2 separate regions of the Homo sapiens genome follow, and region 2 is linked to region 1. Evidence: chromatin contacts called from ENCODE Hi-C data. All regions are on one chromosome and are shown on one strand. The core of a region is the stretch at or near the end of the contact, and the rest is flanking DNA. Distances in the headings are between cores, read along the strand shown. Region 1 has its middle 45 kb from the start of TES. Region 2 overlaps ST7 (suppression of tumorigenicity 7).

The links. A loop is a pair of places that touch in the nucleus more often than their neighbours do. Pooled maps may share reads with other maps.
Region 2: a map with no recorded cell type shows a loop between it and region 1 (5-fold over the local background). The contact joins two enhancer-like sites. A Hi-C loop is called at or near these places in 17 of 168 maps with a recorded cell type or tissue (B cell, CD4-positive, alpha-beta T cell, CD4-positive, alpha-beta memory T cell and 12 more), 2 of 37 single-sample maps with no recorded cell type and 24 of 50 pooled maps.

Annotation. Positions count from the first base shown.
Region 1 is chr7:116,164,488-116,167,527 of GRCh38, reverse strand. No RefSeq gene overlaps it. Among named protein-coding and RNA genes, the nearest start is that of TES, 45 kb to the left of the region's middle. RefSeq lists an enhancer at 1-386. Within about 2 kb of position 1,592, at least 2 of the 41 ENCODE cell types and tissues checked have a DNase peak (open chromatin) inside an H3K27ac peak, as active enhancers do.
Region 2 is chr7:117,131,129-117,133,828 of GRCh38, reverse strand. It overlaps ST7 (suppression of tumorigenicity 7), which reads right to left. Exons shown (of 16, transcript NM_001369598.1): 6 at 1,869-1,944. The region is part of intron 2 of ST7-AS2 (ST7 antisense RNA 2); the gene reads left to right. Among named protein-coding and RNA genes, the nearest start is that of ST7-AS2, 13 kb to the left of the region's middle. Within about 2 kb of position 1,333, at least 5 of the 41 ENCODE cell types and tissues checked have a DNase peak (open chromatin) inside an H3K27ac peak, as active enhancers do.

The DNA of each region.
Region 1 (3,040 bases), core at 343-2,842:
GAACGTGAATTTTGGGGAACACTATTTGAGCTACTTCACGAACTACTTATGAAATTGTGGGTAGAGTAAGAAGACAGATAAGAACAGGAAGTCCTTACCAGCCCTAGGCTTGAAGGGGCAAACAGGAAATGGTGCCTCAGCATCCCATTGAGAGCCAGAGCAGTGGAGGAGACATTCTAGCTGGGGAGAGATGTCGCCCTCACCAGGACACTCAGCGCAGAGCAAGTGGAGAATAGTAAAGGAGTACTCCAACCACTTCTTCCTCTCAGCATCTGATCTTCTTCAGATGATTCCCATTAGCCAAATTCAACCAGAAGCCAGCTGCAGTTCCCTATTACTGCTGTAACAAATGACCACAAGCTTGGTGGCTTAAATAATATAAATTTTTTATCTAACAGTTCTGTAGGTCAGAAGTCCTACAAAGGTCTCACTGGGCTCAAATAAAAGTGTCGGCAGGGCTGTATTCCTTTCTGGGGGCTCTAGAGGAGAATCCATTTCCTTGCGTTTTCCAGTTTCAAAATTCCCTCCATATTCCTTAGCTCGTGGCCAGCTCCTCCATTTTCAAAGCCAGCAATGGAAGATTGAGTCTTCACATAGCATCACCGACTTCTTCTGCCACATAAGGTAACATGTTCACAAGTTCCAGGGATTAGGATGTGAATGTCTTTAGAGGGGCCATTGTTTTTGCTTATCGTATCAGTTGATAGTCTATAGGATTCAGCCTCCTGGACAGGGCTGACTCCAAATTAGGTAGAGATGAGGCTTATACAGTGAGGAGCAGGCCATCTATAAGAAAAATAGTTCCAAATTACATTAGGCACAAAGTTTGGAAGAGGTAACATCTATGGAGTCCTGAGCTGAAGCTTCATTAGCTCCATAGTAAATCAGCCTTTGTTCCTGGGCACAGAGCAGGGCGAAGCAGGGTAGAGAATGGCATGGTGGGTAGGAGCAGTGGGGTAGGGCAAATGGGCAAGAATCAGAACAGCAGGTTTTATATTTTCCTCCTGAGAGCTGATTACAAGGTTGACTTGTTGGAGTCCATTGGTATTTAACCAATGCCTGTTCCTCAAAGCAACATCAATCTTCAAGCCTGAATCATCTGAAATTTGATCATCTTGTTCACAAGGATAGCATCAGCGATGGCCAACAGCTTAGTGAAATGGATTTATGCCATGCCTTCATAGAGCCTGGACTTCCTTCACCCACTGTTTCCTCTTACTGCAGTTAGGCAAATGCGTAGTAATGCTACTGAGCTTGGTGCATTCCCACTTACCCAGTAGTATTCCTTAACTTTTTAAGACAGTGTGGAATATTGGCACCTTTCCCTCCAGTCTTCCCCTCAAGTGGCCTGTAACAAGTTGTTCAGTCATTAATCCTGAAATGTTACAATGGAGCCTTAGATTTTAAAATCGGAAGTTCAGGTGTATTTTGTAGCCTATGGAAATTCCATCTAACCACAGCACATTCAAATCTAAATTTGCTACTTTCTTGTGACTGTGTAGTGTATTTGATACAAAATTTTCTTTCTAGACCCCCGAATTCTAGGACTTTACAGTGCAGTCATATGAGAGTGAGTCAGCAGTTTAATTCCAATCTGCGCCACCACCACCTAGGGACTTTCTAACAAGAACTAAGACTGTTATTACTTTTTTATTATGCAAGTAGAATAAAGAGGAACTACATTAACAAGAATAGAGAAGTGAAGAATACCAATTGCTGATGTCCTAATAGTTTTTAAAATATAAGAGTAAACTCCACTGTAGATTTTACTTTATGAAAATAGATCTATTTCCTGAAGAAAGTTTTGTTTTTAGATTGTTTGCTTTATTTGTTCTATTCTCTATGTTAGATGAATTCCCCTATTGCCTTGCTTGTACTAACCTTCTATATAGTAATTTCACTGAAAACAGAAAAAGTAAGATAATTAATTGTACTGATAGAATTAAGAGGTTAGCATGAATAACCTAATGATGGCATTTTGGCTAATGGCATTCTTTTCTCAAAAAGGTTCACTGAATTAACAAGTCACAAATAACCATACTGAAGTTGGATATGGGTCATTTCTAAGTTCACAGTGTGCGTTCTATTCCTTATAATCTATCAGCCAAGGTCTTCGTTTGATATTAATATCTTAAAAAGTGAAATTGCTCATTACATAGTAAACATTTCTTAGATTGTTTTCCCTGTTGATACTTAAATAAAATAGAAAAAGAAAATAACAAAGGTGTAAAAATAAAAGAAAACTCATGGAAAGGGAACTTACAATGAAGGTAGTGGTTATTTCAAGGCTGGCACCTTCTAGAAGGTCACCGTCTAACTTAAACAGTCCATGGAGCACATTTATGATTCAACAGCAGTGCCAACACACAATGCTACTTTAACATGTCCCATGCAAATTTTAAATACTGAAAGATCTCCACTGACCTTCCAGGTCGGTCACTTACAAGCTGTGTAATTATGGGCAAGGTTGTTAAATTGTTCAAGCCTTTATTTTCTGTTTTAAAATGGTTATTATAATATCTGCCCAGAATTGCTGTCAGAATTAGAAGTGATGTTTGTAAAATGCCTATTATCACCCCCAGCAATTGTGGTGCAGCATTACTAATATTATCATATTGCATAGACATTCATAATTATTTAATATTTTCCTGCATATTTACTTTAACATAAAAGAATCAAGCCTTAAAAATCTCTTGCTGGGGAATTATATGCATTCATTTGGAAATGGGAGTGATGATTCTGGGTGAAACATTTCTCAATCTTGCTCAGTCAAAGGGGTTTTCCACTGAGCATATGTTCTGCAGATGTTTATTAAAACATGCTTCTACATAAGTACCAGACATGGAGAGCTCAATTATTGCTAAATTTTCCATGGTCTATTTTATAATTCTTAATCTTTGAACTCTGGACCACTGATAATTTTAAAAGTAATAGGAGGAGGAATAAAATTATTTCCAGCAAAATTTTGTGTATGTACAAAGGATGTAAATGCTTACAAAAACAAGTGTATAAGCATGGAGTTTTTATAACGAATGACAGC
Region 2 (2,700 bases), core at 84-2,583, 970 kb before region 1:
AGATTTTTAAAGGACATATTTTAAAAGATGGAAAGAGGGCATGTAATGATGGTCTATAAGAGAGTGGAATGAGCTTATAAGAATAATGTCAGGAGAGCTACAATTCCAAATTAGCTGAAGCTTGCAAAAATAACAATAATAATAATAATAATAAAACAAAATAAAATACTAAAGACAACCATTTATTCCCTATTTTAAAATTATATTTAAGGCCCTATCACCGTCCCCATGTCACAAAGGCAAATAAGTAAAAAAAAAAGACAAACAACATAATAACATCAAAACAAGGAAGGTTTATTGTTAAAAGCAGTAGATAATAAAGAAAAAGCAAAACTCTCTCCCTCCTATTTTGTTCCTGGCTTCTCTATCAAGGAGAATGACTGTCAGACTGAAAAAGGGAGAAGAAATTAAACTCTAAAATGGGTAAAAAGATGTAAGATAGCAAATAATTGATCCATTCTAAATGAATTACTGGACTGGATGGGCAAATCCCAGGAAACCGAAAGACCTTGTAGGCAGGCCATGGAATTGCTCTCTGTGGATAGTTGAGGAATCACAAAGAATGGAGAGGTGCTAGAAGATGAGATGATAAATGTAGCATAAATTTTCAAAAAGGGGAAGAAGGCAGACTTCCCAAACTACAGAACACAGTGATTTGGAAAGATATTCTAATGGATTATTAAAGGAATGGTCTCCAAGCACTTTAAAAAGAAAGTAGTGACGACTAGAAGCCAGCTTATATTCACTAAGAATAAATAAATCAGATTGTGCTAGCTTAATTTACTGTAATAGATTTACTATAAATTTAAGATCCGCAGCTACGATTGGCATTCTTAAGATCCAAATGGAGAAATATGAGCTGAGTCACAGTGTAACTGGGTGGCTTAGTAATTGAGTGAACAATACAAAAGATGGTGATTCATGAAGACATGAACCTGGAGGGTAGTTTCTATGTCATGTCACAGGGCTCTATTCCTGGCCTTCATATTTTTCTCAGAAATATGGATGACACACAGAAGGCAGGCATATCGAATTTGTAGATGACAAGAAACTGGAAAATAAATATGTTGCATGACAGAATCAGAAACCGTAGATCAACTGGTTACAATGGCAGGATTTTCAACTCTCACGACAATCTTTTTTTTTTTTCCCTAAGATCTCTGAAGAAGATTCTGTAACCTTCTTCAGAAAAATCATAAAATAGTTTAACAATGACCACTTGGCAAGGATAGTGTTGAGGTGATTCAAGCACCAGATGGGTGGTTCAGCTAAGTGACCTTTAAGGTCTCTGCCAACCCTGAGTTTTTATGACTCCAACTTTAAGAATCTTTCTCATTTTCTGAGATCTCCAGAAGAGATTTCCCAGCCTTCCTTGGTAACCCACAGAATGTTTAACAACACTCAAGACAGCATTTCCTCTTATCTTTGTCTTAATCTTGAAGTATTTTCTAAAATTTTTTTTTTAAACCTTATGTTGTTATCATGTTTTCCCCACTAGCAGAAGTTCTACTAGAAAATGTTCTAGTGCAGATGAGCATTCTACATCTGGAAAATTTTCCCTGTCAGAATGTTTTAGATATGTAAAGAATTGTATTTATTTTATATCCTCACAATATCCTAGGGATAGCCCTTCAAGAAATTAATTTAGGATCACAGCAAAGCCATTGAATTCATAAAATGACTAAAACCACCTCCACATGGTGGCTGTCCTTCATTTAAAAAAAAAACTTTTTTAAATAGAGTAATAACTCCCCAAATAATCCTCCAGTTCAAATGCAGTTTAATTTAAGTATCCTATCAATGGCAACTGAATATATTCAGCAAAGGATGAGATTTCCTTTTTAACAGCAAGATTTTCCCCCACTTACTCATTTATCTCCAAGGCTTCATGAGCTGCAGAAATCCTAGCTTGGGGGTTTCTCTCTCTCCAGGCTTTCTGCATTACTATTTAAGAAAAAGAGAAAACACCAAGTCAATCCATACATATAATTAGGTAGACTCAGTAGAGGACAAGAGCTAAATTAGGAGTGTCAGCTTAAATTACAAGAACATATTTCATTGCTAAGAGGGTTGGCCAAAATCTCCAAAGTCATATTAGTGTATTAATGTGCTATTCCACAGTATTTCAACTGCTGATAGCAAACCTTTTTTGTGCTCACAAAACTACAGGCTAAGGAAATCAAGAAAAGGCACTCTAACAGAGATTTTGCGTGTCTTTTGCACATTAATGTCATTTGTTCTTGGAGAATATATTTTATGCATTTTGAGATGACATTGCTACCAACCTTTTCATTCACTTAGATACAACATAATTGGTCATTTTCCGAAGCACTTAACACAGACTCTTGGTGTTAGAACATTCTGAAACCATTTCAAGAATTATGCGTGGGTCAGTAAAAAATGCTTAAGCTTTTGCTTAACATGTGTACTTATATCCCAAATTTACCTGCAAACCTAGCTTTTATACATCAGAGCAGTTTCTGAACATATGGTGGGAAGCTCAATGGGAATATTTACTGTACCATGATGTTTCTACCATAGCAAAGAGTACCATTTTACAAAGGAGTAACAATCTCCTTATTTATTTTATAAATTTGTATTTTATAAATTATTTTAGAGTGTGTAGAGGTTCCCTTTCAAAAACATTTTTTCACCTATTTACTTTGAATAAATTTTATAACAAAAAATTTCAGTTGAATT